Regions from separate parts of the Homo sapiens genome. Here region 2 is linked to region 1. The links are chromatin loops, found by intact Hi-C in ENCODE. Cell type or tissue: HCT116. All regions are shown on one strand. Each heading gives the region's core, and the rest is flanking DNA. Links, peaks and the distances in the headings are about the cores only.

The links. A loop is a pair of places that touch in the nucleus more often than their neighbours do. Peaks named below come from ENCODE experiments on the same cell type or tissue, not always from the same donor. Only the 100,000 strongest peaks of a DNase experiment are listed, where the experiment ranks them.
Region 2: a loop joins it to region 1, with 3 times the contacts of the local background. A loop is called at or near these places in 79 of 110 quality-filtered maps.

Annotation. Positions count from the first base shown.
Region 1 is chr2:106,110,979-106,119,343 of GRCh38, reverse strand. It overlaps UXS1 (UDP-glucuronate decarboxylase 1), which reads left to right. Exons shown (of 15, transcript NM_001253875.2): 10 at 6,579-6,698. Among named protein-coding and RNA genes, the nearest start is that of ECRG4, 49 kb to the right of the region's middle. In HCT116, for the core only: no CTCF peak of the experiment used is centred there; a DNase peak (open chromatin) is centred at 3,853; H3K4me3 peaks cover 717 bases; H3K27ac peaks cover 670 bases.
Region 2 is chr2:106,579,065-106,587,429 of GRCh38, reverse strand. No RefSeq gene overlaps it. Among named protein-coding and RNA genes, the nearest start is that of CD8B2, 96 kb to the right of the region's middle. In HCT116, for the core only: a CTCF peak has its summit at 4,691 (motif pointing right); DNase peaks (open chromatin) are centred at 4,729 and 5,119; H3K4me3 peaks cover 893 bases; H3K27me3 peaks cover 32 bases.

The DNA.
Region 1 (8,365 bases), core at 145-8,144:
TGGCTACCTGTGGGGCCTGCTCCTCCCCACACTCCCTGGCTGTCCCTGCAGGCTGAAGCAGGTAAAGAAGCGTGAGTGAGCAAGAGGAGACCATGCAGCTCCAAGTCCAAAGGCGCCAAGGCTCCTTTGCAGCTCGCACAGTTGTGGGACAGTGCCCAGAATGAGTGGTTCATGCGCCTGCAGTAGCATCACCCCTGCACCTCTCAGCTGGGAGATTCAGCAACAGGAGCTGCACTGTGACCTTGTCAGTTTATAGTTCTAAATGTGTGATCTTTTGAGATAGTTTGGGGAGAAAATTTAAAACTTTGTGTGTTAGGATTTATGCTATCTGGAGACAAATAAAATCAAGGAGGATGAACCAGGTGGAATAGTACGTCTGGCATATTTTTAATTCATTATTTTAACAACTTTAATTAATTCCTTATACATAATAACATATCCCCCTTAAGTATAAATTGTGATTTTATTGTCAAGATCCTATATAGTATGTGGATATGTCTTACTCTGAATAATATGTAAAGATTGAAAATATAAACAAGATAGATGTAGGAATAATTTTTTTATAGAAAAATTTCTCTTTTCCTAAGGATTCTCTTCTGAGTTTCTTTAATGAATGAAATGTCCTAATGTAGTCAAAATAGAATTTTACTTTCCAGAAAAATCTACCACACACCCCTTAGAAAAAGAGAAGCTCCCTGGAATTTTTTTTCGTGGGATGGAGTGAGATGGAGGTTGAGATCAAAGGGCAGAGCCTTTCCCGAATAGTTAGAACTTGCCAGGGAGGAATTAAATTGCCGCCTCTGTGTGCATTTGGACTCAGTGGCTTGATAAATGTGGGGGCCTCTCCCGTAGGCTGCGGTCAGTGCTTAGTGTGCATTTGAGTTCGCCCCCTCATGAGTCTGACTCTGAGGTCTGTGGCCCACCCACTGGGCTGGATCTGCAAAACAAGCCTCCATTCATAAAACCAGCAAATGGCAGAGTGGAAAGAAAGCAAACTCAGAAATCACCTAGTCTAATGGCCCTGAAGGTATGGTTTTGTTTTAGTTCCTGGCATCAAAGTACTTTTGAAAAAGTCGGAGTTGGTATATATATTCTACCTGAGTTGGAAAAAAAAAAAAAAAGTAAGCAGCCAAACCAGGTGCAGTGTTCCATGGCTAGGACTCACACCCCAGGAGGCCCGTCCTGTCCTCTGGACCTGCCCAGTAGCAGCTTGGCTTCCTGGCCCTGTGACTCACTGGGTGCCTGCTGGCCACATCCCAGGTGTCCCACCTAGACACTGGCAGAGTGATATCCACCCCTCCTGGCCTGCTGCAGAGCAAACCTCAGGAAGGTCAGCTGATTGTTGATGCTGAAGCAGGAGTGCTGAGGAAGATGGCCAAACAGATGCAGACACACCCCTCCTGGACCCCCTTCCTCAGCCAACCCCTCGAGTCAACTTGAACCTTTTAGCACCTTTGAGAATCGTGCTTCAGCACAGTGAGCTGTGCATTCTGCAGTCGCCTTAGTTTTATCCACAGGTAGGGAGCAGAACCCATCGAGATGTATGCATGACAGGCCCTAGGGGAGTTAGGGGGTTCAGCCCTCACAGCCTGACTCCGTTGCTTTAGGGATGTGCATATACTTCTCTGAGAGAAGCGTCAGAGAGAGCCTGGGCTGCTGTACCTTGGTGCACTTCCTGGCATTTCTCCATTCCATTCCCTACAGGTGAATATGCCCAGGCACCTCCTTCAGGACCTGCTCCCACTATGCAGGGCTCTGTTCCACCTTCTATCAATAGAACCTTCCGTCAGCGAATATAGTGATCACGTTACAGTGTTCGGTGGCTTGATATAGCACAGTAAGTCATCACTTAACACCATCAGCAGGTTCTTGGAAACTGCTACTTTAAGCAGAAGGACATAGAACAAAATCAGCAGTACCACAGGCTAATTGCTATAACAAGAGTTAAGTTCCCAGGCATATTTCTGGTCACAAAAACATCACCAAAATTCTAAATAAAGACTAAAACACTTCTAATATTAAGGATTTGAAATAAATGTGAGCTATCCACCTAAGGAAGATTAATAAAAGCAAGATAATTATTGACAGGCTCTCAGGTGGCCAGAGCCTATCGCAGCAGCTCCAGGTTCCAGGCAGCAGCCTGCCCTGGACAGTATGCCAACCTCTCACAGGGCGTACTCACTCACACTGGGACCACTGGAACAGCCCACTTGTCTGACATGCACAGCTTTGGGATGTGAGAGGAGACCAGAATACCTGGAGAAAACCCACACAGACGTGGGGAGAGGAGAACATGCCAGCTGCGTGCAGACAGTAGCCCCAGCCAGGAGGTGATTTTTTTTCTCATCAGTATTATCATGAAATGATATTATTTGGGGACCTGTTGTACTCTCCACTGAATGGTTGCATTTTAAAAGAAATTTTGAGGGAGAACCCATGTGTCGTGAGCAGGGCAAGGTCAGACATAACCAGGTCCATGAACGTTTGTGTCTTTCCACAAGGTCAGGCTTTTATTGATACTATTTCCATCATAAAATCCATGTGCTCCATGCAGTTTCCCAGAAGGAACTTCTTAGTGTTTTCCATTCACTCGGTAATCAGAGCTGTGGTCACACAGGCTCAAGCCACTCCACAGCTCAGTCAGTACTGCAAACCATACCTAGTAGTGTACTTAATATATAAATGTTTAGATTAAGCAGTCCACATCAAACAGAGTAACATTTAACATCAAGAGACACGGGGAGAGGAAAAGGGGTTAATGAACTAGTCCAAGGACAGTGACATGGACAAAGAGAGGGTCCTGGGCTTATCTGGACAGGCAGCATCATCTTGCATGGAAGAGCCCTTGATTTGGGCAGTCTTTGGCGGCAGATGCTGGGTGCTGATCATGAGTGACAGCAAGATGGAGTCTGTCAAGATGGCCATCTCGAGTTGTAGAAGTCCTGCTCATTACCGCCCTTGAGTCCTTTGGTGAGGACTGACAGTAAAGGGTTATGCCCTTAATCTGGTTGGGTGTTGTCTCTGTTGATTATGCAAATATCTGGACCGTGTTGGCTGGATGCCTTTTGAAATGTGAAATGGAGTCATTTTCTAAGATAAAATCACTTCTGTCAGAGGTGCTCTGTACACCGTGTAATCCCTGCTGGTAACATTTCTGTCCTTGGGAGATATCTGGGGAGGGAGGAATCCCTGTACCTTCATTACTCCTCTTGGGTCACCTCTTGCCTGTCAGGCCTGCTGTTAGTTGGCTCCACGTCTCAGGACCTGCATACCCAAGCCCTCACCCCTCTCTCAGCTGCTACGAATGAGGCAAGGAGGCGTTTGATGCCAGTTACACTGTTCCAGCCTAGTTCGTGTTTCCAAAGGGCCTTTGGGAGCCTCAGCCTGTTCCTTGCAATCCTAGTGTCCTTGTGGCAATGTTTGTGAGCTATTCCACACGTGGTCACTGTCACTTCAAAGTAAATTAGTGTCATCAGAAAACTGGGGACAGAGGTCAAGGGCAATTACTGGGTTGAGAACCATCCCTTGGAGGTAGATAATAATGATGGCAGTTTTCAAAATAGTTTCAGTGTTTTAACCCCTGTGTTGTAGGTGGAATGGATATTATTGTCCTCATCTCAAAGATTAGGATCTTAAGTCTTAGAAACTGAAGTGACTTCCTTGGGATAATGAATCCCAGGATGAGACGAGGCCATCCAGGCATTCCAGCCTCCACCCTTTGCAGGTCCCTCAGCATCCATCCTAAGTTTCCATTGGTTCTATGTTGGTGCAGCTCAGGCTTGTAGGAGTTGTCTTGACCTTCCTGATGCTTGGAGCTGTCCATGACTCATGGGCCACCATAGGGGACAAAACCACAGAGCATAAAGTGAAATCCAGCCATGCCTAGGATGAATCAGCAGTTAGCTTTCTGACTGACAGCTTTGTCTATGCTCAAAGGCACCAGCTCAGTGTCAGCAGGGCCTGACCACTCGCAGGCAGAACATTGTGTGGGAGTCAGGGGTTCATGAATGTGTTTGCTTCTTGGTCCTTCAGAGGTGGGCTCTTCCTTAAATGAGACAGCGTTGCCTGGTGTGTACTTCCTGGGTTTTCAGCCTGGTTCTTCCCTTCTTAGGAAGGTGGCTTTGGGTCAGACCCTGGACCTTGCCTCAGATCTGAGATGAGGAATACCTTTCTCCAATCCATGCATGTGGGTGGCAACTGAACTGCCACCATCAACAGTGGTGTCAGCATCCATCGACTGTCCCCCTGCCTGCCCACATGGTCCCACCGTGAGGACCAGTGAGAATGAGGATTCAGCAGCAAGTGGACTATACATATTGACTGGGGGTCGCCTTTGTGTGAAGGCCAAGGGTTCCCTGATGCTACCTAGAAAGGGATAGATGGGCATACAAACTCCAGAAGACACCATCATCCCAGAGGAGAGCAGGGCTTAACTGGAGTGAGCCTCGGGTTCCTGTCTATTTCATGTAAGGAGTTTAGGCTTCATGAGTAGCTTGTCTTATTGGTGTAGACCAGCCTTGAGAGCTCGTGTTCTTGGAAGTGTTGTTGCACTCAACGGCTGTTGCACCTGTATAGAAGGGCTGCCCTCTGTTGCTGAACCATTACAGGCCCAAATAGAAAAGCCACAGCAAGCAAGCCTGTTTATGGGTTGGACACTTAATGTCTGCTGATCCTAATGAGGCCATGTTCCGGAATATTGTTTTGTGGAAAGGGAACGTCAAGAAGATAAAAGCATTTGATTTGCTGCAAATTTTGCCTAACCCATTGAGCTTTTCCCCTGCCAGGCACATTGCGTTGATTATTGTAAATTTGCTGAGGTTTTTCCAGTCTTTTCCTAGAATAAAGCCACATCCATTCACTTTCTTTCCTCATCTTATCAATTAAATGCAAGTGGGTACTTCTGAGTCATTTTCTGTTGAGAGCAGCATCTCTGCTCCCCACCCTTTTTAATACACTCATTAGTTCGGTGGAGAAAAGGGTTGATTTATTCTTGGACTTAGCTCATATCTTTGTCCTGAGTATCTGAGTGGCTCACGTGAAGTATTACAGTGTATTACTAGGAAGAATTAGCACAAATAAAGCACTCTGGCTTCTAAAAGTTAACTGTGTGCTTCCATGCCTCTCACCCTTTTTCATATCACAGCACACTTAAAAACCCGCCTGGGTTTGTGGAACACCCTAGGGAAATTGACAAGCCTGCTGTGGGCCGAGGTGGCGGCCGTGTCACTCCAGCCACTGAGAGGGCTGATGGGGCCTCTGGGGCTCGTGGTTCATGCCCTTTAACTCGCTATACTGGTGGAGAAATTCTGTGCTAAGTAAGCCTTGTTAGCTAAGGGTTCATTGGATTCCCATTCCCAACCCATGCCAGCCTAAGGTGTTGGCCGAAATTGAAAAAAGAACTGTTTCAGCTGGTAGTGATAACTGGCACCAAATACAGCCACTGGGCCTGTGCTTCAGTCTTAGAACACTGAGGCGGTCAGGTGAGTACTGCTTCTTTCCCAGTCTTGCTGCGACCGAGTCAGTGGCAGGCCTGGGCAGTGAGCGGTGGAGCGGGAACGGCGGACACATGGGCGCAGTGAGAAGCAGAGCCCAGGTCCTCACGCCCCAGGCTCCCTGCCCTCAGGTGCCCAGAAAGTGCACGTTTGTTCTGCAGTGGATCAAACATTAGATACGTATACACTGTAAAAGCCCACTAATTCAGAGTTTGTGATAAAAACATTTAATTTTTCCATCCATGGCAAAGCAGTCTGTGAAGTTAATAATTAACACGATCACTTAGAGCAGGCTTTTGTTATTCAAGTATGCACTTCCATGATTGCATATTTGAAAACAGGCTTTTCTGGATTACAAAAGTAATACATGTTCATTGTAGTAAAAATAGAAGCATTAAAAATACTTGAAAATGAACATAGAGGTGAAAATGAACAGGAGGGATGACTATTTAAACAGTGTCAGTATGTTTCTCTTTCCAGGCCATTAGCTAATAACCTATACTGGGCACTAAGTTGTATTTAGTTTCTCACTAAAACAGATGTTTTTTAGTAAAATAGATTGGGAGTGTAGATGCAAGCTCACTCAGTAAGAACGTTTCTGTGTCCCCTTTTCCTAAGATAGAGAGCTTTCTTGTATTTCTCCCTAGCTATTAAATATTCATTGACATCTAAATCTCTATTGAGTGATTAATTTGCACAATATATTATGTGAAAAAGATTAGAAAAGCATATTCATAACATGATCCCATTTTGGAAAATATATATTTAACTGGGAAAAAAAATTATATAAATACACGTTTTTCCTCCTTGTACTGTTTGGCTGGTTTTCTACCAAAATATTAATGCTGGTGGCCTTTCAGTGGCGAGATCTGGGACAGCTTTGACTCTCTTTGGTATAGCCCTGTGTAGTCTCCCGATTGGTCTATAATGAGCACATTATGGAATCAGAACAAAAAAGCCATTTCCATTTTGGAATGGAAAGCAGAACGTTTCCATTCTGCATTGCATGCAGGGCACTGGAAATGCAAAGTGGATGCGTGGACCACACAGGGGAGCACACCTGACCTCCTCTTCTCTCTGTTCCAGGAAGGCGTGGAAGTGCGAGTGGCCAGAATCTTCAACACCTTTGGGCCACGCATGCACATGAACGATGGGCGAGTAGTCAGCAACTTCATCCTGCAGGCGCTCCAGGGGGAGCCACTCACGGTAGGTGCTGGCCTCGGCTCAGGGAGCACCTTGCAACCCAAATCGAAGTCAGCTCACAAAGGATGAGGGATAAGTGCATCTTGGTTCAGGGAGTGACACTTCTGAAGCTGCCATGTATACCCGCTACCCTCCACTAAGGGGAAGGCAGGCACGGGGACATAACCCAGATGCATGGCTGCTCCACGAAACTAGAGTCACCTTGCCCTCCATGGCCACTGGGGTCCCTGCCCATGCCTCCAGGTCTGCCTGCCTGTACCAGCCGGCCTGTGAAGACCTTCTCCGACATACTTTTGGCCTGCTGGCTGTAGCCAGGGGTGTGCCTGTACTGGGTGTCCTCGGATGGCTGAGAAGCCTGGACAGGTAGGGTGGGGAGGTGAGCCACATCTGGTCAGGCTGGGCCGTCACCTTGACAATGCCGGCAGGCCCTCGGTACCATCCTCCACTGGCCACCCTCAACCCAGGGAGACTTCTGGAGCCAGCAGAGGTCCCAGTGATCTGTGGTCGGTGGTCCAAGTGTGTGGCAAAGATGTCTGTGCCGACACTGACTGCTTGGTACCCTCAGATACCATCTGGGGTCAGGGTGGGTTTGCTGATTCCACACCTGTTCCCACAGCCCTCTGGCCTCCCTTGGGAGGAGCACCCCAGGCCTGCCTGGTGAGAGGCTCTGCCGGCATCTTTGGTTTTGCTAATCCTCCCTCCCACCCCCAGCTCCCCGGTCACTCCTCTTCGTGGTTGTCTGCCCAGGCTGCTTTGCTCTTCTGATCTGTAGCCTCCTAGAGCACTTTCCAGCATGGCATTTTGTGGGACTCGAGTCGATTTGCATCCTGTTACTCTGAAAATCCTGTGGCATGGTTTGTTATCAATTGAGTGTATTCCAGGGGGAAGAATTATAGCTCTGTGTATTTCTGTGTAGTACATATGCATCTACCCATTGATTGGTTGATCACGTTAGCTCACTCTTCTGTCCTATGATCTGCAGGTGACATTATTCCCCTCCTTTTTCAGGCAAGGATGCTGGAGCGCAGAGGTTATATGAGTTGCCCAAGCTTAGGTGGCCACACAGTGGTAGCCTGGGTTTTGAAGCCAGAGCCCCCGCTCTTCATGAGCATTCTCCGTGGTGTGTGTCTCCTTGTCTGTGTTGGCTGCTCCGCTACCAACGTAGAACCAAAAGCCTAGCCTGTTACACAGTGGGATGACTCTCCAAGGGCAACTGCATTGTATAGCTGAGTTTCGCTGAGTGCATTCCTGGGGAGAGGTGAGTCCAAACTCAGCTTTAGGCTCCCAACAGCCCATGCCAGCTCTCCCACCTCCCCCTGTCACTAAGTGGTATCTTGGTGCCCCTAAATGGAGGCTCTGTGACTACACATGGCTCTTCTCCTTCCTTCACTGCACAGATCCACCAGCACATCCTAATGGCCGTGCCCTCCCTAGGTAGATCCAGACTCCAGTCCCTGGTCTACACTGCTGCCGCCCCACCCCTATTTATTGCCGTAGCCTTGGAGCCACTCTCATTCTCCCTGTCCTGTGTACTCTCAACCCCGCAGCTGGAGGGAGCCTTGTAAAGAGGGGTCGGAAGCTCAAGTGGCTCTGCAGCTCCAGCAGAGCACGGGACACAGCCCTGTTGCCTCCGCACCTTCCCTCAGGCCGGGCTTCCTTGCTCCCTTGCT
Region 2 (8,365 bases), core at 261-8,260, 470 kb before region 1:
GGACAAACACCGCAGGATCTCACTCCTATCTGGAACCTTAAAAAGTTGATTTCATGGAGGTATAGAGTAAAATAGTGACCAGGCGCTGGGGAGAGCAGGGGGGAGGCAGGGAACCAGAGAAGTTGGTCATCCGGGCAAAGTCACAGTTAGGAGGAATGATTTCTGTTACACAGTAGGGTGACCATAGGAAATAATGTAGTGTATATTTCAAGATAACCAGAAGATACTCAATGTTGTCACCACAAAGAATAAACGTCTAAAGTAATGGATGTGGTAATTATTCCAATTTGATCATTGTGTGCATTGAAACATCACACTGTACCCCATACACTTGTACAATGATAATGTGTCAATTATACATTTTTTTAAAATCCCATTAACAAAAAAAAGAAAAAGGAAAGAAAAGGGACCAATTGTCCTCTGCCAAACTGAGTATTCTAGGCTTGGCTAGATCTGTATGGCCAAAGAAAAATGAGGCAAAATAATTAAACTCTCAAATGTCACCTAGAAAAACCAACAGCACACACTATCTAAACCCACGCAGTTATTACGTGGGAAGCCGAGGCACGAAAATTGCTTGAGGTCAGGAGTTCCAAACCAGCCTGGGCAACATCTACAAGCAACAATATCCCGTCTCTACAAAAATACAAAATTAGCTGAGCATGATGATACTGTAGTCCTGGCTACTCAGGAGGCTGAGGTGGGAAAATTGCTTTAACCCAGGATTTTGAGTCCGCAGTGAGCCTTGATGGCACCACTGCACTGAGCCTAAGCCACCGAGTAAGAAGACCCTCTTACATACATACATAAATGAAATACATACATACATAAATACATACATAAAATCTATTTAAAGCAATTAAAATTTCTACTGCTACTATAGTATAACACAACTAGATTCAAAACAGTCTTCTCAACAAAGCAGAGTATTTTTCAAGCAACAATTCTAAGCCACACGCTGCCGTCCCCTACTCAGTATCCACCCCTAGCCCACACAACTCGCTACCCTCGGCCCTGACTCACTCAACTACCTACCGGACCCCACTACCCACCTACACCCCGTGTAAACCCACGCACTATCTACACCGTACCCCATTCCACTCATTTAACTCCACGCTTATTAACTTACCTTCCCCAAACACATACCTGCTCACAACCTACCTCTCATTCTAAGTAACAAATATAAAATCATTGTCAAAAGCATTGACATACTTGCAGTACTCTTCCCTGCAGAAATACTATCTTTCCTTTTACTGAAATCTTTTGTGATCCTCCGGTAAATACCAGTTTTTTTATCTACGATTTTATGGCTTCTGTTGGCTTAGTCTATTTGTTGTTGTAAACAAAATATTTTCCATAACATATTCAACATTATTATTGCAGTGTAAGGAAAACAATTGACTTTTATCTACTTACTTTCTACGTTGGGACTTCTCTGAACTCTTGCTTATAAGTTCGTGAAACGATTCTCGTGAGTCTTCCCTCAAAATGTTTTCACGTATAGGAAATGTTGTTGGAATCACAGCAAAAAGAGTGGTGATGAACAGAGGTGGAAGGAGCCAGGCATTACGCTCGTCCTTCATGGTTCCGCCCCCTGGCCCAGCCTCTGGGTCACACCCTTCCTTAAGGCTGCCCTCCCAGTTCTCCTGTCCCTCTCGGTTGAGCAAGCCCAGGGTCCTTTCTTGCCAATCTGGACCTGGTGCTGTGTCCGGAATTGGTGGGTTCTTGGTTTCACTGACATCAAGAATGAAACTGCGGACCCTCACAGTGACTGTTACAATTCTTAAAGATAGTGTGACCAGAGTTTGTTATTTCTGATGTTCGAAAGGGTTCGTAGTTTTTCCTTCTGCTGGGTTCGTGGTCTTGTTGGTTTCACGAGTGAAGCTGCAGACCTTCGCGGTGTTACAGCTCTCAAGGCCGCGCGTCCACAGTTGTTCATTCCTCTCAGTGAGTTCGTACTCCCGTTGGCCTCAATAGTGAAGCAGCAAACCTCTGCAGTCAGTGGTACAGCTGACTCAAATGAAAGCACTGCGGACTCAAATGAGTAGCAGCAGCAAGCTTTACTGCGAATATTAAAAAAAACAAGCCATACAAGCCCCACAACAGAACCTAACCTGATTGCCACTGCTGCCTCAGGCAGCCTGCTTTTATTCCCTTATCTGACCCCACCCAAATCCTGCTGATTGGCCCATTTTACAGAGAGCTGATTGGTCTGTTTTACAGAGAGCTGATTGGTCCGTTTTGACAGGGTGCTGATTGGTCCATTTTACAGAGAGCTGATTGGTCCGTTTTGACAGGGTGCTGATTGGTGTGTTTACAATCCCTGAGCTAGACACAGAGTGCTGATTGGTGCATTTATAATCCTCTAGCTAGACACAAAAGTTCTCCAAGTCCCCACTAGATTAGCTAGACACAGAGCACTGATTAGTGCCTTTACAAACCCCAAGCTAGACACAGAGTGATCATTGGTGCATTTACAATCCTCCAGCTAGACATAAAAGTTTTCCAAGTCTCCACCTGACTCAGGGGTTCAGCTGGTTTCCCCTAGTGTATCCCCTGCCCTAGGATCCAGCGCACTAGGATCCCGCCCCAGGTGCAGGTGGAGCTGCCCGCCAGTCCCCCAGGCCGCAGGTCTGCACTCCTCAGCCCTTGGGCGGTGGAGGTGACCCAGCGCCCCTGAGCAGGGGGTAGCGCCCCAGGGCAGGGGGCAACGCGGGTCAGGGAGGCTCGGGCTGCGCGAGAGCCCACTGCGGGAAGGTGGGGCGCTCGAGCGTGGCGGGCTGCAGGTCCCGATCCCTGCCCCACGGGGAGGCGGCTGAGGTCCAGCGAGAATTCGACCAAGGCGTGGGCGGGCCCACACTGCTGGGGGACCTGGCGCGCCCTCCACAGCTGCTGGCCCGGGTGCTAAGCCCCTCACTGCCCGGGAGTGCGCGGCCCGCGGAGCCCGCGCTCACCTGGAACTTGCGCTGGCAAGCACCGCCCTCAGTCCCGGTTCCCGCCGGCGCCTCTCCCTTCACACCTCCCCGCAAGCAGAGGGAGCTGACTCCGGCCTCAGCCAGCACAGAGAAGGGCTCCCACAGTGCAGCGGCGGGCCGAAGGGCTCCTCAAGCGCGGCCAGAGTGGGCACCGAGGCCCAGGAGGCGCTGAGAGTGAGCGAGGGCTGCTAGGCTGCTGTCACCTCTCACTGCCACCACATCAGTGGGCCCTTCTTACTTAAAAGGTGTCCGACAGCTAACCTGAGGACTGACTATTCTGTTAACAGATCTGCCTTAGATGCCTAAGGCATCCCTGCCTTTGAAGAGCTGAGGTTCGCTCCATCCTAAGCCCGCCAAGGCCTCTTCCAGCTTCTGTGTTTCCACGCACAGGCACCTGACGCACTTGGGCCATGACAGGTGAGGTGCTGTTTTAAAGAAGCCTCCTAATTCTTGAAAAGCACTGATGGAAAGACATAGCCTCTTTGTGGATTGTGCTATGTTTGATGGGAGTGCATACCTGAGGCCACAGTTTTGACACCAGGAAAGGAGGGAACCTGAGGTACAGCAGTCACAGGAGGCATGCAGGACCTGCCAGGAGCATTGCAGAGAAGTGGAGCCGGAGCCTGACGCCCTGGGACTTCCCTCCACTCTATTCCTTGCCATGGGCATGGCCAATGGTCTTCTAGTGTGGGCAGGGAAAGTATCCGCACTGATCATCTGAAGGATGCAAAATCAGCACAATCACAAAAAGGCTTCATGGAAGGACTCATCATTCAGCAAATGATTTATCACTAGCTAGGCGCCAGGACTCTGTTTATCTCTTTATCTAGATCAACAGTACTCCCAAGGCCAAAAGCCATAAAGGAGAAGATGCATGGACATAACCAGAGTATTTCAAAATGCCTTCAAGACAAAATTATTTTCAAAACATAGGCAAATGCAAAAGTCAAGTGAAAACTGGAGAAACTGTGTTTACAAGGAATCTAACGAAAACCCAATTTCCTTATGACATAAAAAAAGTATCAAATCAATAGCAAAAAGTAAAACAAAAACCTAATAAAAATAAAGCAAATGACATGATAGGACACAATCCTAAATAGATAAATACATAAATAGATGACTTTAAATAAGTTCTTAGCAATTTCAACCTCACATTTTAAAATTCACGAACTAGTTATTATAAGAGATCCTTTTTCACATATCCAAGTAAAAATTGTTTTACCAGCTTGACCATACACAATGTTTGCAGTGTTGGAGGGAAAGGTACCCTTACACACTGTTAGAGGTAAACAGGCGCCGCCTCTTTGGAATTTGGAATTTGTCAAATACGTAAGCATTTTAAATGCATGTAACCAATGACCCAGCTATCATCCTTTCTAAAATTGGTTTCACAGATAAACTCATTCCTTTTAAATAACTGATTTAATAAGTGACCTTAGGGCACAGATTATTTGACAAGAATATTTATTGTCTACTTGAATTCAGAGATTTTGGCACTGTGCAAGGCACACATGGGGAGTCTATAGATATGTGAATAAATAGCATCCCACCAGACAGCTAAGGACAGAATCATTGCCTGGAATTCTTTCCTCCGGGTATTGTCAATGCGATGTAAGAATATAAAACAAATAATGAGAGAATTCTAAAGCGAGAGGAAATAGAAAACGCTAACCCAAGGGGTTTGGCCGCTTTACCTCATCCTGACTCTAGATGGCAGCATCCGCTCACTTCCCCCAGCTGGGAGACTAGCTCCAGAAGCAGCCTGAATCCGAGCGAAATTGGAAGTTTTCCATGTAGGAGAATCAGCCGGGCACGGGCATCTGCTCAAGCCCCACTTGCAGTTAGGAGGATTCTCCCCACTTGAACGAACTCACAGAAGCAGATATCTGACCCCACTTTGGTCCGTTTACTCCATACATACAAGCCAAGGCATTTGTTTCTTTTTTTTTTCTTTTTTTTTTTTTTTTTTTTGTGGTGGAGGGGCGCTGTGATTTGTTTGGTTATGAGCCAGAAAAATGCCAGATATGTCCTGAGTGCTTCCCAAGCTCAATCACAGATAGGCACTTCCTTGACCTAACTGAGCTTCAAAAACGCATCAGCAAAAACACCCACGTAAGATGTCCGATGGGAGGCACCTCGGGACATATCCTAGGCAACAGCAGGGAGGCCCGCTTCCTCCTGCCGGCCGCGAGCAGCGCAGCACCTCTAGGGCCCGCGGAGAGAGCGAGGTCTCCCTGCCATGCGTGGGGTGGAGGCGGTGCTGTGCAGGACTCCCCTGCGGTCCACCTAGACTCTCAGCTTTAAAACTCCATTCCCAGGCTAAAAGGAAAAGAAAGCACTGGGAGGAGAAAACGGACAAGAAGTTCAAAACTCAGGTTATGGAAAAAGAGATAAATGAATCCTCACAGAAGCAATTTAGACTAGAGGCTTGAAAAGCCCAGGGTTATCTGGAAGAAATGAGATTTCCCCTAAGCATAAAACCTATGGTATGGAAATGAAACTGATTGAAGAAATACGTTGTGTGTGTGGGGGGGCGGGTGTCTATCTTTCAGTCTCTCTCTGTCTCTGTCTCTGTATCTCTGTCTGTCTATCTGCCTCTCTCTGTCTCTGATCTCTGTCTCTATCTCTGTCTGTCTCTATGTCTCTGTATCTCCCTATCTCTCTGTCTCTGACCTCTGTCTCTGTATCTCAGTTAACTCTCTGTAGCTCTCTCTGTCTCTATCTTTCTGTCTCTCTCTCTGTCCCTGTCTTTCTGTCTCTCTCCCACACACACACACACACACACTCCAAACAAAGTGTAGTGAAGGAGAGCTGGATAAATTACTGCGCACATGCTGAGGGAAAAGGCAGATTGATAGACAGGGGTGGCTAAAAAGCAACCCTGCGATCCGGTTCCCAGCAAATCTGCCACTCAAGTTTCTCATCTCATCAGGGATGGGAAGGAACAGAAGGCTCCACTGCGGTGCTGGCTGTGGGCTTATACGTTGCCGATCCCTGGGGACTGGACCTAGTGCTATTCTGCAGAAGGTAATTGAAGAAACCCTACTAGGAATGAAGAAACCCAAGTGAAGGAGGGTGACAGATGGAAAGGAATGCTTCTAAGCAGTTTTCGTGCAGGGTTGTGAAAATGAAGCGTCTATAGAGGAAAAGGACATGTTTCACAGGCTCAAGGATTTGAGTTTAAGCTTCAATAAAGATGAGAAACAGAGTAGGAATTTCCCTAGCAGTTCTTTGTACGGAAATTAGCGTGAAGATCTGAAGGGCTTCGGTACTGACAGCAACTTCCAAACTGCTTCAAGCCGCTCACCATCAAAATGAGGTGAATATCCAAAACATTTCCTCCCTAGAGAGAACTTCTGACAAGATCAGGGAAATGTAAGTTTAGCGACTAAACCAGGACGCGGTGGGCAGGCTCACGGCAGCACCCTCCACTCAGTGTGGCTTCCTTCCTGCCCCTGTCATCACCTGTGAGGTGTGGGCCTTGCAGCGAGATTGGGGTATTCACCCAGTTTTCTTCCTTGAGTCTAAGTGAGGATTGCTTGGTAGACATTAGAATCCACAAGCATAAAAGGTAACGTTGCAGGGGCTGAGGAAGCCACTGCCATCCGGGGAGCCACAGGACATGGAAGCTGAGGGACAGACGGCAGAGCCCTCAGAGGAGCTGAGCTAAAGAGCTTCTAGCAAAACTGCAGTTGCTTGGGGGGACTCGGCACTAAGATTACGACAATTTAGCATTAAGTATAACCCGGATAGGAGTAATTAAGCTTAATATTGCAGAAACAGTATTTTAAAGAAAAAAGATGGACGTATGGCCCAACGAAGAATTTTTTCTGATTTGTGGATTTATGAGTGAAAGTCTTTCAACAAGGGGAAAAGAAGGGGACGGGAGGGGAGGGGAGGGGAGGAGAGGGATATAAGGCATGCTCATGAGTGGTTTCCTCTGTAGGCAGCTGGGGCCCCAACCGGCTGGGTCTCCTGGACAGTGTGGACACACCCCAGGGCTGCCTCTCCTGAAGGCAAGGATGCTGGGCACACCGGCTCTTGTTACCTGCTTTAGTGGCTGCTCCTGGTGGTGTCAACTGCCCTGCACTTCTGGCATGTTACAAGCATGAAACAGAGCAAACAAAACCCTTGGTGGGGAACCTCAGATGCCTGGAGTATAGACCTTCAGAGGGTTCTGGAAGGGCCACTCCCGAAAGCCTCTGAGCAGCAGCATCCACTATGCACCTGTGTAAGAGAGCAGGCTGCCTGGTTATTATGGGGTGCCACAATCTCCCCAGCTACCAACATACGAGATGATCCTAGAGATAACCAGAGGCACCATGGACTGGCTGGTTCACCGTTGTACAATGGATTGATTTGGCTGCATTTAAAGCTGGCCCCAGTCCGAGGAAAAAGACAGACGCCTGGCTGGCCTCTGCTGTCACCTTCAGAGCAGGGTTGTTCTGTTTTTCTAACAGCTGGTTGGATTCATCTAGATAATTTCCACTCTGCCTTTTTGTCAGCAGATCTCTTTAGCTGCGGTTTTGACCCTAGGTCGCCAGACCACTCACCAAGATGAAAAGTGGTAGTGTATTTTTCTGTCAGCCAGCCCAGAGGCTGCCAGCAGTGCCCCTCGGCCAAGGGCTTTGACCTTGGACGTTAGCGAGCAATGACCCACAGGGCAGCAAGCAAGGGGAAGTGTTGCTCTCTTGCTTCCTTCTTATTTCTCATGCTGTCTGGGAGTTTTCATAAATTTGAGCTAGCTTGAAATCATGTACATCGTGTTTATGTGCAGAAAAAAACCTACACTGTATCGATAACTTAGTTTACAGTTTACACAGATACTTTCACATTCTTTCTTTATCTGAATTCAAATCTGCCCATACACTTGTCTCTCCGTCAAGCCTAATATTTAAAGGTCAATTTACAAACAGCGTGTGTAATCTTATGAATTCTTGCCACATGGTGCCATCTGAGTCCATCTCCCAATCATCTTTGAAAATCTAAGAGAAATTCCAGATTGTTTGACTTTTAGTCTGATAATAGATGATCTCTAAACAGTTTACAACATAGTCATTTTGAGATTGAAAATATCAATCTCATTTTTTTGTTTCACAATGGCTGCTGCCTTAAAAACCAATCCAGTTTGCTGTATTTATTGTCTTATTTGCTATAAATCTAGAGCCAATTATAGCAGTTTCTCATACATTGCCCATAAAAAATGCTATACTATTTCAGCTTTTCAAGTGATGGATACTCTCATAAGAAAATTAGAAAGCTTCCAACAATGGGTCTCATAGATGACTACTACTTTGTCCTCATTTCCAAATGACACAGTCATCTAAGGAATTAAAGGAACTGGAAGTGGAGTGAGTTTTTATGTGCATGATGAAGAATGTTACTTTCAA